Regions from separate parts of the Homo sapiens genome. Here region 1 is linked to region 2. The links are chromatin loops, found by intact Hi-C in ENCODE. Cell type or tissue: heart right ventricle. All regions are shown on one strand. Links, peaks and the distances in the headings refer to the core of each region. The heading gives the core; the rest is flanking DNA.

What was found. A loop is a pair of places that touch in the nucleus more often than their neighbours do. Peaks named below come from ENCODE experiments on the same cell type or tissue, not always from the same donor. Only the 100,000 strongest peaks of a DNase experiment are listed, where the experiment ranks them.
Region 1: it touches region 2 in a loop (4-fold over the local background); 13 of 110 quality-filtered maps call a loop at or near these places.

What each region holds. Positions count from the first base shown.
Region 1 is chr18:27,052,381-27,060,779 of GRCh38, forward strand. All of the region lies in intron 2 of CHST9 (carbohydrate sulfotransferase 9), which reads right to left. Among named protein-coding and RNA genes, the nearest start is that of CHST9, 130 kb to the right of the region's middle. In heart right ventricle, for the core only: no CTCF peak of the experiment used is centred there; a DNase peak (open chromatin) is centred at 5,311; H3K4me3 peaks cover 619 bases; H3K27ac peaks cover 3,745 bases.
Region 2 is chr18:27,139,064-27,147,462 of GRCh38, forward strand. It overlaps CHST9 (carbohydrate sulfotransferase 9), which reads right to left. Exons shown (of 6, transcript NM_031422.6): 2 at 3,626-3,842. The coding sequence starts at 3,746. Among named protein-coding and RNA genes, the nearest start is that of CHST9, 42 kb to the right of the region's middle. In heart right ventricle, for the core only: no CTCF peak of the experiment used is centred there; DNase peaks (open chromatin) are centred at 4,700 and 5,021; H3K27ac peaks cover 2,191 bases.

The DNA of each region.
Region 1 (8,399 bases), core at 317-8,316, 86 kb before region 2:
AGAAAAATAAAAATTACATGGTAGGACAGTACTATATTGATCCATGGACACAGAGATTGAACTGTTTAGATGGAGACGACCCTCTAGGCTTCCTTCTTTAGTATCTTTATCTCAGTCTGAATAGGTGATCTTATCTCTCATTCTCTCAATGTTCACTTTCCCCCAAAGAGACAACTGTGACACTACATCTCTAGCTCCAAAATCTACTTAGGTTTTAAAGCCTCTTGGAAATCTCTACTTGTGTCCTCCACTGCACTTCAACACATGTTTTTAACTTAAATAATTATAGTCCCAGTTTCTCTAATGACCAGTGATGATGAGCTTAATGTGGCACATATACACCATGGAATACTATGCAGCCATAAAAAAGAATGAGTTCATGTCCTTTGCAGGGACATGGATGAAGCTAGAAACCATCGTCCTCAGCGAACTAACACAGGAACAGAAAACCATACACCTCATATTCTTACTCACCAGTGGGAGTTGAACAATGAGAACACAAGGACACAGGGAGGGGAACATCACACACTGGACCCTGTTGGGGGTGAGGGGAAAGGGAAGGGAGAGCATTATGACAAATACCTAGTGCATGCAGGGCTTAAAACCTAGATGACAGGTTGATAGGTGCAGCAAACCATCATGGCACAGGTATTCCTATGTAACAAACCTGCATGTTCAGCACATGTATCCCAGAACTTAAAGTAAAGAAGAAGAAGAAAAGAAGAAGAAGAAGAGGAGGAGGAAGAAGAGGAAGAAGAAGAAGAAGAAGAAGAAGAAGAAGAAGAAGAAGAAGAAGAAGAAGAAGAAGAAGAAGAAAGAACAAGAAGAGGAGGAAGAGGAAGAAGAAGAAGAAGAAGAAGAAGAAGAAGAAGAAGAAGAAGGAGAAGGAGAAGGAGAAGGAGAAGGAGAAGGAGAAGGAGAAGGAGAAGGAGAAGGAGAAGGAGAAGATTTCATTAAAAAAAAAAAAGCAATAATTATAGTCCCCTACAAAACTGCTCATCCTTGGTGTCTGCTCAGGCACCCAAATATAAAACCTAGGAACCACCGTCTTCTTTCTTTTGCTCCTTCTTCCCATCTAATCTGTCCCTCAGTCCAATACATTCCCCTCCATCAGGACTTTGAGACATATCTTCTCCTTTCTCACTGCCATCACCCTAGTTCATGAACTTTATATCTGTTCCTGGGGTTATCTATTTTCTATGGGCTCCTAACTTGTTTGTTGGTTTTTTCTGTCATTGTAATCCAATCACTCCTAAACAGCAAACTCTACATTTCTTAATATAAAATTTATGACCTTGGACAATTTGGCCATAACTTTCCTTCTGCTGTCACTCCTCAAGCATCACAGAGAGGAGTTAGCCATTACACCAGGAATTACACCTTCACCCCAGTTCCCCATTCATGCTGTTTCTGCTTCCTAGAATGTCCTGTCACACGGCTCCTGCCTATCAAAACCCTATTCAGCTTTTAGAGCTCAGCTCAGCTGCCAGTCCTCTGTGAAGTCTTTTCTTTTGTGCCAGCTCCCCAAACTCTCCATGCCCTGCAGAGTGAAGCACCCTTCTTCTGTGCTTCTGTAACCTTTCATTTACTCCTTTGCCATAGCACTAATTCTTATTTTGGTTCACAATTAGTTGTGTGTTTGTTTTCCTGACTGGATGGTGGCTTCCTTCAGGACAAGTCGAGAGTCCCATATCGTTCTCTCTCCTGATGTCTAGCACCGTGCCTTAAACACAAATGCTCCAACTCACTCTGAAATGCTGGAGAACATGAAGTCAATTTTAGTACTGCTAAAATGCAGTGAAAGTACAACCAAGAATAGAGCTTTTAGCAGGTATGTATATTACAACTGACAACCAAGAAAACTATTATATTAGAAAAGTGGGTGATAAAATAATAGAAAGGCTTTCAGAATAATGAACACACATTCTGTCCTAGTTGTGCTTTATTTTATCACAGATTCTAGTTTAAAAACAAAACATTAAAATATGGTTTGCATCTTATTTCTGCTTAAACCTGGATGCAGCACTCCACTTGCGATGAATAAAAATGGACCATAACCTCATAAAAATTGAATTTGTAAGATAAAACTTTTTCCTTATATGAGAAAATTTATTTAATTGAACACTAAAGTTCCGCATCTCATGACTATTTATCTATGTAAACTGAGTCTCAATATTTTTAAAAGCTATTTTAGACTTGAGGTTGTGGATATTGTTTCATGGAGAAATATTACATATATGTCAATTTACAGTACATTTCAGTACTTCAGTATGGAAGTAGTCTCTTAATCACAGTGATTGTTTCTGATCTTTTAAAACCACAGGCACATAAATGGCAATTTGATGCTGTCTCACCAATAATGAGTATGGGCATCTGTATCATAACTCAGTATCTCATGTCACTTCTCAGGAGAAGGAAATTGTATATGTGTGTGTGTGTGCGTGCACATGCACACACATGTATGTTTATACACATTTATATGTACACTATATATATGTAGGTATATATATATGTACACACACACATATATACTATATTTTCATGCTCAACTATAGTCTCCTCTCTAAAATATGTTCTCTCTTCTACTTGCTTCCATCTTTTTATAATAAAGTCTGTTGTGGTATCTTATGAAACTTGCCTCACCGCACTACCAATTTCTCAGTAGCCAATTCTGAGTTTGCGTTCACTTTCAGGCATTTTATCTGCCTTGCTCTGAGAGGTATTATTAATCACATCCTGTTGCTAGGATACCTGAGAATGTTCATTTATGTCTGATGTTTCTTTGGCAAAATGCACTATGAAGAAGGCATAGAATCATGACAATGAAAATTACTGTGCACATGCTACTTATTAAAAAAGGGAGGAAGAGCATAACCACCAGATAATATAATGCTAACTGCCATGAATTTTTTAATATCGTTTTTGTTTCACCTAGATTTTAAAGGAAAAAAAACTCGCAATATTTTTGGATAATGAGAATCTGTAGTGCTTCTATACTTCCGAGTTAACTAGAAAAAGTGGAAGGTGGTAGGGTTTTGGTTCTGTTCATTTCATAGGGATTTAAGAGAGGAAGGAGCTTGAAATGCTTCAAATGCTTCCTTTACAGACAGGGTAACTAGGTTATAGTGCTAGTTGATTTGCAGGGCCAGACCTAAAACCCAGGTCACCACTATTGCCATGTTTAGCTATTTTAATGCAAGATTTTTTAGAAAAGTGGGATGTGGAATTGGACAATAATAGTAAAAAAATGCCTTTATCAATATATTAAAATAATTTCAAAATTAGTGCTGTCTTGGGTGCTAGTACACCAAAAATTCCTGCTTATTGGTTGTCATGAGAGAATATGGATACATAAAATCCACCTCAATGCAAGATTTTCTTAGTCAATTTCTTCCTACAGGAAATAGCATGATATAACAAAAGGAACACGGATTTGGAGTTCGATGGACTAACTTCTCATCCTACCCAGGGATGCTTGTGAGCCATGTAATCTGGGAATGAGGTCTTGAGTACCTTCTCATTACATGTGCTTTTTCTTCTCACCTCTTCTCTCTTTCGTGTGTGTGTGTGTGTGTGTGTGTGTATACACAAGATACGTTTGGCATATCCATAAGCCATATATAATCAGTCTCTAGGTTTTAAAAGTTGCAGGAATAAATTATTTAAAAAAATTTTCTGCAGACTAGCTTTTTATTAGTCAATTATTGTTTATCAAATTATTTGTTTGAATGAAACAATTTTTTTAACTTATAATTATCTAACCACAATGTTTCAGGAGTAAGATACTTGAAAGATCTTGCAATTTTCTTTTTATCAGGTAAGTATTTATTTAGTACCTACTATGAGTTGGGCATTCTATTGACACTTAAATATTTCATTTAATTTTCCCAGTAAATGACTTTCATTTTCTGATGGTGAAGGCAGGCTCAGAATCTTTTTTCACATGCACAAGGTTCCAGTTAGTGAATGTCAGAACTGGAATATGAATCCAGAGATTTTTACCTTTTCTGTGCTTTTTAGCTGTGGTGATTAAGGACAATTTTGTAGAGTGGTGAAAACTTTGAGTTGTAGCTCTACCACTTGATCACTGTGGGCTGTGGGCACCTCATTTTAATCTAAGGTGAATTGTTTTTTTCTGGAAATGGGAGTAATACAAGTACCTACTTCACAGGGTCACTGTGAAGATTAAATAAAATGATGTGTTTAATAATAATCTCTACATGTTTTGAGTGCATAACACAACAATATTTATAATGCTCTCACCTTGGTGCCTGGGACATAGCAAATAGTACATTGCTAGGTGCTCCTCTTTATAAGTATTCTGTATCAGGTTGTCCTTAATAGCATATAATAATTCTTTATATCCTTAAGGTCGATGACTTCCATTATGAATATTATAAAGTTGAGACTTTGGGAGTTTTCTGATATGTTTACATCACCTCCCTCTCTTCCCTTCTTTTTGTTTCCAAGGAAAAAGGGGCTTCCCATTTTAGTGGATTCCCTTTCTCTCATCCTCATGTCCTAACTCTTTTCAAATACAAATTAGTTTGATGAAAACCAAATTTACATGTCAAAATTCTCCCCAGTTATGAGCTAAGATCATATGATTTTAGGATGCAGGCTTTATGGCTTAAATTCCTATTCACATTTTGGAGTGGCCACCAACTGTGGACTGCCAATAGTCTAATGTGGTCTGAAGAGAAAGGGAGAGCTGCTCTAGAAATCAGAGACCTCCCTGCCAGAACTTGTTCTCTTCCACAATTGGTAGTAGAATCTTGAACAAGTAACTTGGCTCTTGCAAGATTCAATGGTCTATTCATTTAGATAGGTAAATGCTATCTTTCAATAATTCCAAAAGAAATTATGCAAACAGGGATGTGAAAGGATTTTATGTACTACATTGTAAGAGGAGGAACAGAGAAGTTTAACTGGGCCAATTTGAAAACCAACTGGTCTGTAGAAGTCTACATAAAACTGTAGAAACTGCATAGCTTCTGTGTGGTCAATGGTATAAAAGAATGAGGAGTTTATTTTATAATTTATGGCTGGATTCATGCTGCTGATTAAACACCAGCCTCCGCAGACATTGAGGATAGCCTCTATATGGCTGTGAATCCTCTCTGCCCTCCTGCAGGTTTAGATAAACTCCACTTGCTCCTGTCTGTTTCTATTTGCTTAGTTGATATGTTGCTAGGACGCTTAGGCAAAGAGAGCCATTATGAGCACAGCGAGTACTGTGAGCTCCAGACAGTGTGTACTGAGATACAAAAACTGGCCCTTCAGAAACATATCGATACAGATAGATCTGGGCTTCTGAGGTCGGCCATCTGCCTTGGCAGGGCTGACTCTCCATCTGCACTCCCCAGCCCTGGGGTCTGCCATCCGGCATAGCGTGGAGAAAGCTTGAGAAGGACTGAATGCTCAAAGATTTGCAGGCGGCTGACCTCTCTGTAAAGAAATAGTAAAATCAGTATGAGAAACAACAGTTTTAGGTTGTCTTGGAAATTCCCAAGTACAAAATTTCTTCCCACTGAGATCTACCCGACAAGCACGTAATTAATGTGACAAACAACAGCCCCTTTCAGATTCCCAACATTGGTCTGGCTGAATTAAATCTTAGAGTAAACCTTTTGATATTCAGGATCTCATTCTGAGGCAGTCATTTCTTGGCAGAGAAGATTTTTGGAAGACCTTTAGAGGTTGAAGTCAGACTGGCAATAGTAAATACCTAATTATTGCCAGGTTTTAAATAGCTTTGCAAAATAGGAATGCTAGTCTTAATTGCGTAAGCTGCAGCTACTGACTAAAGGAGGGATGTGAGCATTTGTACTTTCCTCTGAGCATTGAACGTGTTTCTAGTAAGTTAGGTGTGAGTAGTCACTTTTAAATAATATAATATTCTAAGTGTCTTTGGTGTGTTTATTATATTGAGAAAAACTGGAATGAATTATTTTGTAAAATGACAAATCTTTTCATAATGTTTATTCACTCCTGTGCTAGAAAAAAATGATAACACATTAAGAGTTAGAGTTTAATTCCCTTCCCCTCGAATCTCTGCAGGCCTAGTAACTTGCTTACCCAGTCGGATACAGCAGAAATGATGTTTTTCCAATCCCTAAGCTTAGGCCTTGAGCATCAGGCAGCTTCTACTTTCCATCTTTAAAAACGTGCTCCAGACACCATGTAAGAAATCAGACAACCCTAAGACCACCATGCTGTAAGGAAGCTCTAGCTAACCACACATGGAGGCCACATGGAAAGAGAGCTGCCTGAACAGTATGTGACCAGCTCCCAGGTGTTCCAGCCATCCCAACCCAGGGACCAGATACGTGGGTCAAGAAACCATTTTAGAAGGAGATTTTCCAGCTCTAGTCACCTCAGCAAACGCCATGTGGATTTGAGACAAACTGCCCTGCCAGACTTTTCCCAAATCCCTAAGCCACAAAACTGCAAGCAAAATATCATTTTTATATCATTAGGTTTTGTCATACTTGGTTACACAGGAATAGTCAAAACAACGCTTTTCTTTTTTTCATAATGAGAATATTTATTGACATACATATCAATATATATTGATATTTTTTTTCCTTTGAAGCAGGGCTCACCTAGATTCCTTCTTTCCTAAGAGGGTTTGTTCAATATACCTATAAATATGTTCTATTATTCAGCATTTTAGCATCTAAAATTATTCCTTTTCATGAAAAAAGAATAAAGCCTGTTATTAGGAGTGCAGTTAAAGCACAATTTCTATAGATTACTACATATTTTGTTTTATTAGAGTTTTACAATTTTACCCTGTAAAGTGGAGTAAAAGTAAAGTGGAGACTTGCCAGTGGTCCAGCACATCAGAACTTGTAAACCATCAATTGGGGTACCCATTTGAAACAATGACATTAAAATATGTATCTAGGCTTCGAAAACTTTACCATATATTGTTAGAATTATGTAGAAATCCTCTGAACTGAAACACTCAAAAGATTCAACACAATTTATGGTAAATAATTTAAAATAGTCTTATTTTCCCTGGGTAGATTTACTTCTAAAGGATCAATTAGTGGAATCTATATTGAATTAAGAGTTTTAATATTATTTAGAGTTAATTTTCTGTATGAAGGCAACAACGGGAAGCATTTCATTAGGAAAGGTAATGATATGAGTCCAAACAGAATCTATGCTTGTGAAGTCTGAGTTTGTTCACTTTAAATAGCAATTTATGTGGCTAATGAACACACAATCCTGCCTAGATTTTCATCTGGGGGAAACAAGGACATTTCATTGCTCTTTTTCCCCACACTCTTAATCATCATCTCATTAGCTTGTGGAGAAAACTGGTGGAGGCCAGAGGTGAGCTTTATTTTCTTCTTTGAGATGTCAGTACAGGTTTTAATCCCGCTAGCCCCAAGTTTTTCCTTTTTTATCTTGAAAATATCCTCTTCACACTCATCTTTTCCTTCACATTGACCCACGTCAAAGGTTTGGGCCTCAGACATTCAGGGAAGCCGATATTTCATGGATAGAAGGAAGAAAACATGAAAAGTATGTTTAGATCAGTGGATATTGATTAATTGCTTTCAGGCCTTTACAGGCTACTTTGTAAGCTTGTAAAGACTATCCCCCATAAACTTGGTTGAATGGAGTTTACTAGGAAAATTGTTAATTGTCTAGTTCATTTTAGGTGTAGAAGAGGCTCCCCACCACTTGGGCACTTAGGAGAAAACAACCAGAGCACATCTTGTTGAGTGTCTATTATGTGAGAGACAGAAAGATAGGTACTTAATGTCTGCAACGCTATTGTAAAAAGTAAACAAGAAATTCACAGTCAAGGTTCAGGGAGGGGCCCTAGAGAAGAGGCTGTGGACTGGTGCAACTGCTAGGGCCTTCAAGTGGGGGCTGGAAGTGGGCCTGTACCTAATAATAGAGACATGGAGGAAGAGACACTCCAGGAGTGAAGAGAAATATTGTCTGAATGCCTAAGGCAACAAGCTATTTTCTGGAAAAATCTTTTATTAGTGTTCAGTGTGAATTGCTGACTTCAGAAAAAGCAAGCCAGGCACTGGCACAGTGCAGCTCACCAGAAGGGCGGGAAGTAGGGTACTCCAGGGAGTGGGTGCGGGTGAGCTCCAGGAAGGAGAGTGGGAATGTTGAAAAGAGGGTCCCAACTAGATGCAGTCACTGAGAGCTAAGATTTGCACAAGACTAAGAATTTGGCATTGTCAGGGAAGGGCAGTAACTTTCTAGCTTTATTTACTGTGAAAAACACAACTGAGTGCCTGTCCACAGTCCATTCTCCTCTTTTTCTACTCTGGTACCCAACCCTCTTCTCACATGACATGCATAAAACATGTAAACTAATCATCGTGGTCCCCATCTCCCTTAGTTTAGGTGGTCATTTGACATTT
Region 2 (8,399 bases), core at 113-8,112:
ATCTGTTTTCATAATCCTTTACCAGTATATCAGAGCATATTTCAGATTTTTTGGATTCTAAAGTATTTTATTTTAATACGAAAAACCCAAGAAAACCAGGGAGGCTTAGAAAATAGTCCATATCTTAGATTTGAAAAGCCTCAAATAAAAGACACGAAGAAAACCTAAGAATTCTCATATATAACTGAAATATATGTGTGATCAAAGCCATTTAGATTTTAAAACCAGCATTACTTATAGAAAGTCTCAGGAACCAAACCAGCTCATCTTTCAAAGTTTCTTTGAGTGACAGTTCTAAAGTGTCCAAAAGACAGATTTTCCATTTTTTTAAACTTAACATCAAAGCACATATTCATATATTTATTTATTTAAAAAGAGATTGCCTTTAAAAATGCCTAATGCTCCTGATGTTATTTGAAACACACACACACACACACATATATATATATATAAAAAATAAATGTCTGCCTACCTAGAAAACTGCAGAATTTCAACTCACAGCACTAACCTAGTATAAGGCAGAACTTCAGATGGAAGTCTTCTTAAAGAATATTACAGTTTTTCGTCAGAGAAATAGTTATCTACAGGACTCTTGACTTTTACATTTATGCTTTTTGTCATGAGTAGTTTATGAAATATTACATAATTCATTTAAAATATATCAAGAATCAGGGAAAGCACTTCTATCAAAATTACAAATAAAATTTAAGAGAATAAATGGTAAGTGTTTTACCAGTCTTAACCAAGGAAAATAATTTTCCAACACTTGGGAAAATTATGAACTCAAGTTAAGATTTAATCTTGTAGAAGAAGTTACACATCTGTATGTCATTTAATTTACCAATTTCAGTGATTTTAAAACATCTGTACTGATACTACTGCATTTATAATTATATGCCTACATAATCCAGTGTTTTGGTTAGGAGACTCTTTCAGGGATTCCGACAATTAGGAAAACCTAGGTATGGGTTACACTTCAAAAACCTGTAGCTTTATAGCTACAGGTTAAGTCATTTAAACTTTCTGAGTCTCCCTTGCTTCATCTGTGCTATAGAGAAATAATAATATTCACCTTTTTCCTTCATGGAAGTGATACATTGAGCAGAGGCGTGGACCTCGTAGCAGTACAACCTGGGTTCAAATCCAGGCTTTCCCCTCTGCAACAAGGCCATGCAAAGCCTTGGATACGCCCCTTATCCCTCTGGAGTCTCATTTTCCTCATCTGTAAATTTAGAATAATACTCACCTAGTAAGATATGAGGATTACAGAAAATTTATGTAAACATTTGGCACTTATTAAGCTCTCCATAAATGGTAGCTATTAATGCTTATGGACACATTTGGTAAACTACATTTTATATGTATGGTATTATTAACCTGTTTCCTTAGATATATAATTTCTTAGTGACAGACTAAACACATTTCTGCAAAAAAGTAGTCTATACATATGAATATATTTTCCCTTAAGTATTAAAATCTTGCTGTGATAGTCTTTTTGTGAAATTTGTTATGAGACCATGATATGAGCAAAACTCAAAATAATGAGATCTTTTTCTTTCTTCTTCCTTTGCTGTATTTCAGTCTATAGTCTTCAGTGAATTTTCAATCCATTCATTCATTCATTCATTCATTCAACAAAAACTTACTGAAGGCTTACTATGTTACAGGATCTATGCTAAGGGTTATATTTCAGGAGGAATTAGCCTATATATTTTACTACAGGTGGTTTCATTAAATATGATGTTATTATGATAAATTATTTCAGTAGTATAGAAAAGTTAGCATAATAGTTTATGTAAACTGTAAAGGGAATTAAGAATATATTTTGACAATATGTTACATATTCTTTAGAAAATCATTATATGCAACCTCTTTTCACAAAGTTACTATATAAATTAAATACATCAAAAGTGTTGTCCAGGGGCAGTGGCTTACGCCTATAATCCCAATCCCAGAATTTTGGGAGGCCAAGGCAGGTGGATCACTTGAGCTCAGGAGTTCAAGACGAGCCTGGGCGGGGCACGGTGGCTCACGCCTGTAATCCTAGCACTTTGGGAGGCCTAGGCGAGTGGATCACGAGGTCAGGAGATCGAGACCATCCTGGCTAATATGGTGAAACCCCGTCTCTACTAAAAATTCAAAAAAAAAGAAATTAGCCGGGCGTGGTGGCGGGCGCCTGTAGTCCCAGCTACTTGGGAGGCTGAGGCAGGAGAATGGCGTGAACCCAGCAGGCGGAGCTTGCAGTGAGCTGAGATCGCGCCACTGCACTCCAGCCTAGGCGACTGAGCAAGACTCTGTCTCAAAAACAAACAAACAACAACAAAATAGACCAGCCTGGTCAACATGGTGAAACCCCGTCTCTACAAAAAATACAAAAATTAGCCGGGTGCAGTGGTTTGTGCCTGTAGACCCAGCTACTTGGGAGGCTGAGGCAGAAGAATCACTTGAACCTGGGAGGCAGAGGTTGCAGTGAGCCAAGATCATGCTATCGCTCTCCAGCCTGGGCGACAGGAGTAAAATCCCGACTCAAAAAAAAAAAAAAAAAAAAAAAAAGTAGGAGGATAAACCAAAGAAAGGAATTTAAAAATGGAAACAATTTTAAAAATAATCATAGTTGTAACTCAGTATTAAATTGTCTTTTGGAGAAGATTCTTAAGGGTTTTATATCTAGAATAACTTAAAAAAAAAAAAAAAAAAGAAAATGGGCCACAACTGGAGACAATCAAAAAATCATTCTTCTGCTTTTACTTTATTATCCTTAACAGTCATAAGCCATAGTCTATTTCTACCAATGGAAACCATCAGAACTTCACAAGATCTGTATGTATACATTTCTATGATATTCTAAGTTTTTTACTTTAATAATACTATATCATTATAAATATAATCATTTTTAACAGTAAGTGAGTGCCTCCAATGGGCAGCAATTGCAAATTGAAAGACAAAAGTACAAGATGAGCACAGCAGGGATCAGTAAACTATTGCCTGTGGACCAAATCTGGCCCACCAGCTGTTTTTGTAAATAAAGTTTTATTGGAACACAGCCTGTTCCATTTGTTTACATGTAATCTATGGCTGCTTCTTGATATATTAGCAGAATTGAGTAGTTGTGGTAGAGATGGTATGGCCTGCAAAGAGTAAAACATTTATGATCTAGTCCTTTATAGAAAAGATTTGCCAACCCCTCCTTTATAATAAAGGTATTAAATGATATTTATACCAATTTTGAGTATCAATATAAATTAAGACAGAATTAAAGGAGAGGCTGCTGTACATTCAGGGCCTTTTAGGCTTATGCCTGATGCTCCATGGACAGATAAGAAGTAGGATAAATGCTATACTTTTGGAGACAAATTCTCTACAAGCAGTTCTTGCTGGACTGTGGGAGCACTGCTATTCCCCCACTGAGATAACAAAAATTTCCATTGTTAAGCCACCAAACAAATGCCTACCAGAGTTGTATAATTTTCCTTCCTTTTAGGAGCTGGGAATTTTATCTTATGACTCATTTTTTGTTGTTGAAAATATTGTGATTCTCAATATATTAATAAGCATCACAACTAATTTAATTTAAAAATAGCTATTATTGTTACAATTAAAATAGAAGAAAAAGCACATGTGTTACCTGTATGTTGTTCTTCAATCCAGACTTGCAAATACATGAAGAGGAGTAGCCCAGCTACTCCAAATATCAGCACAGAGAGGAAGACTTGTTTGGGGTTCATGACCATTTCAGATGGCTGCATTTCTCCTTATTTCAGAATCTGAAGACCACATGATTTGTTTTCCCGTAAAACTTCAGTCTTTTCTTGTTCTCTAAGAGCCCAATTCCATAAAGTAACCTAGAATTTTAAAAAGAAATCTACATTGTACATTTCTGCTAATATTAATTCTCAAATACGGCATAAATATTCACTATCTCAACAAGGCTGAAGACTTAATGTGCACACTAATGCTCTGAAGACAGAAAAGACTGTAGTAGGTGTTCCTAGAATGGCAATTTTCTATTGCATACTTTTATCTTATCTAAGGAATGTATTATCCTACAGTTAATAAGTAACATCCTAACATTTAGTTAGGCAAAGTCTGGCCAGACTTAAGTCCTCCTGTATTGTAAAGTGTAAAGTAAGGTTTGGGATACCTTAAAATAATTGCAAGTAGGAAGAATAACAGAATGGGTTGTTAAAGGACGGGTTTTGAAAAACATGCTTGTAGAATGTAAGGAAAAATCACCTCCTGTCTTAAGAATATATAAAGTTCAAAAATTGAAGGTGTAATATCATTTTTCTCTCATATAAAGTAACAGATTTCTCCAATTTAAAGAGCACATTTAAAATCCTTCAGAGGCATAAAAAGATAAATAATAAAAGGTCAGGGTTCAAGGACCCCTCCCACAATAACATGAAATTACTGAAATCTACCTCAGATTACAGAAATCTACCTCAGTAATAAAGAGCTATTTTATTTTTTTAAAAATACTGAACAGATTTTCTTTTAGAACAATCTCGTTTAATATAACCTTAACCTTTTATTTTTTTTAAAAAAATTGCATCCTTTTTTGAGAATCTGATGAAAATGTGAGCCCTCTCTTTAGAAAAGATTTACAAAATCTTACATAAAATGCCAAAGTGTTCATGTACCTTCACTGAAACCCACATTAAGAATCCCTGTTCCCCAGTGAGAACACGTGGATGCAGGGAGGGGAACATCACACACCAGGGCCTCTTGGGGGATGGGGGGCAAGGGGAGGGAGAGCATTAGGACAAATACCTAATGTATGCGGAGCTTAAATCCTAGATGACGGGTTGATAGGTGCAGCAAACCACCATGGCACATGTATACCTATGTAACAAACCTGCACGTTCTGCACGTGTATCCCAGAACTTAAAGTAAAATAAAATAAAAATAAAAATAGAAAAAACAAACAAACAAAAAGAATCCCTGTTCCCAATGAACTGCCACACAAGTATGCAGTAAGCCGTGTGGTGAGCTCACCTAGTTAGCAGCCCGGCTAATGGGGCCAAGGTCACGGCTTTGTATCTAACGCTGGCCAGAAACCCTGGCTCAGTTCCTTGGCCACAGAACACAACCCCTCTGGGTGAGCCGAATAAATGTTTCTTAAATGTGAAGATATCATGCACATTGCTGCATCAAAAAGTTATCTCTTCTATTCCATTGCCTCAAAATATTTGAGGAGAGTCTTTGATGGAAAATATTGATTTTGCCTAAGAGGTGTTTTATGGGGTGCCAGTTAAAAGTTAAAAACTGCTGTGGGAAATTGCTTGTCTGGTTAAAGGATAATATTTAGGTATTCTTGGCAAAACCAATTTTCAGGGCTGGCGAGGTGGCTCATGCCTGTAATCCTAACACTTTGGAAGGCTGAGGCTGGAGGACTGCTTGACCTCAAGAGTTCAAGACCAACCTGAGCAGCATGGTGAAACCCTGTCTCTACAAAAAATAAAATAGATTTTAAAATTAGCCCAGCGTGGTGCCATGGGCCTCTAGTCCCAGATACTGGAAAGCCTGAGGTAGGAGGATCACTTGAGCCCAGAATGGTGGAGGCTGCAGTGAGCCATGATCAGGCCACTGCGCTTCAGCCTAGGCAACAGAGCGAGACTCTGTCTCAAATAAATAGATAAATAAATAAATAAAAAACAAAAACAAAAAAACTGTAGCTGATATCCATGATACCACATTTAACTTTGTGGTGATAGAATTCCTCATCTCTTAAAGGAGCTCAAAAAATGACCTCAGAAATCAGAACAAGAGATGACTCAATGGGAGCCCTCCTGTCAACCCTGCGTTTCTACAGTCCTTAAGGCTGGCTGGCATTTCCCTTGAGCCTGAAAGGTTGTGGCTGCAGTGAGCTGTGACTGTGCCAATGTACTCCACCCTGGGCAACACAGCAAGATCGTGTCTCAAAAAAAAATACAAAATAAAAAACCAGTTCTCAAACAAATGAGCTTCAAAGATAATGTAAGAATTCAGAATTAGAAGTGAATGTATTAAGTAATTAGAATGATTTCTTGATTAGAAAAAAAAACCCACCAAATAGTTAAAAGTTCTTATGCAAAATGAGAAAAATATCATGTCATGAATACTTCTTTTCCGTTTGTTTGTTTGTTTGTTTTGTTTATTATTTTTTTGTGGTGGAGTTTCACTCTGTCGCCCAGGCTGGAGTGCAGTGCCGCAATCTTGGCTCGCCGCAACCTCCACCTCCTAGGTTCAAGCGATTTTCCTGCCTCAGCCTCCCAAGTAGCTAGAATTAGCTGAGCCACACCCGACTAATTTTTGTATTTTAGTAGAGATGGAGTTTCACCATGTTGGCCAGGCTGGTCTTGAACTCCTGACCTCAGGCGATCCTCCCGCCTCAGCCTCCCAAAGTGCTGGGATTACAGGCGTGAGCCACTGCCCCTGGCCTGAATAGTTATTCTTCTTTATATTTTAACTCTGACCTGGAAGGGGCCAGGGTAAGAGCTGTTTGTCAGCGCTACCTAAGATGCTTTCTCAAATCCAGTTCTCTGAGTTCTCTGAGGAAGGGGCAACTGTTTAACATTTCACTAGTGCTTTTGAGGATTTCAGACATTTCCTTGATTCAGGTAGTAAAGAAAGTTTTTAAATAAGTAGAAGAGCCGAGAGTATTATCATACTGCTTATTTGATGGGTGATACTTTGCTCTTATATTGAATCTAAACTAAAATATTATGGGCTTCCAAACATATGTAACAAAGAACAGTTCCCGAGGGAGACTTGCAATTTGAGGTGTTCCAAATTGAATCCCTCAAGGGAAGCTATGAAATGAAGCCAGCTTTCTCTTCTCTTGATGCTGCCATTAAACAATGAACAGACATAATTCCTGGGTACATAAGAAGATTCAGAAAGGAGGAAACCAGTTAAACAAAATCTAGTACTAACAAAGAAATAGTTGTTTACAAGAAGAAAGAGACTTTTACAATCTGTCTACATAATTAAAACTTATCTCAGAAGAGAAAAGGCTAGAAGAAAACTCATAAATCCAAGCAGAGCCACGAACCTGTGGGAACGGTGGGAGTAAGAGCCAAAAGGAGTACTCCTCGGGGGTTTGCAGAGGAAAATTATTACCTACGATGCTGGAAAAAGATTAAGAATTTGCCCTTCCTTTCTTCAGGAGATGTTACTATCCTCTGACATATCCTCCTGGGTGAGAAAGCAGTAGAAAACCCATAATTGTTATTATGGCAGATGTGAGTAGGATTGAGTGATTAAAGCCACAAGGCAGAAAGGCAATCTGGTGTAAAATGGAGAGATATGTTTGATTTTCTCCCATCTCAGTCCATTAACCCAACGTTGGCGTTAGGAAATGGCTCTCATTAAACAAAGGTGAGGTGGTAGGAGCAGCAGGATTGCTTTAAGCAAACCTGAAGGTCAGCTGTGATGGGAAAACACACCTATTTGGAGATCATATATCTATCTCCAAGCCTGCGGAAAAAGTGCAGACTACTGGAGATTTAAATTACTTGGAATAATGCTGCTTTATGTACGAGCATTATACATTTCTACAGCCAAAGGCTTCCTGTATTTTGTACAACTCCTTCTTCTCCCTTCCCATAAACAGAATATCTTGAGCCTAAAAGGTACTTAAAAACTTGTTGCATTGAACTGAATTTGGAGCTCCAATAACAAAATACAGGTAATTGATACTTTTTATAGTTGTATTTGTAAATCCTTAGTCCTAACCTCCAAATGAAGAAACATGGAGAAATACTAAAAGATAGGGTCGATGTTTCTTTGTTAAAAATATTTTCATTTGCATATCTTTTTATTTATCTCTAACAATTATGAAAAGAAATATAATTATTTCATTCTGTCATCTCTTTTCCAAAAGTTTAAAAATTATTTTTTTAAATAATTGTGGCTACAAACGGAAGTATTTTGGGACTTAAGTATAGCAATAAATTACTTGCTGAAGACAATTCACATAAATTAAATTATGAGTTTCCCAGTTTAGCAGACATTTATTTTTTTATTTTTATTTTTTTGAGATGGAGTTTCACTCTTGTTGCCCAGGCTGGAGTGCAATGGTACGATCTCAGCTCACCACAACCTTCACCTCCTGGGTTCAAGGGATTCTCCTGCCTCAGGCTCCCCATTAGCTGTGATTACAGGCATGCACCACCACACCCGGCTGATTTTTTTGTATTTTTAGTAGATACGGGGTTTCTCCGTGTTTGTCAGGCTAGTCTCCAACTCCCGACCTCAGGTGATCCGCCTGCCTCGGCCTCCCAAAGTGCTGGGATTACAGGTGTGAGCCACCGCACCCAGCAGACATTTATGATTTTAAGGAAGGAGTGGTGGGGTTTTGGGGAATGTCGGTTTGGACCAAATGATGCAGGCAGTTTAGCAGAAAAGAAACCAGGAGT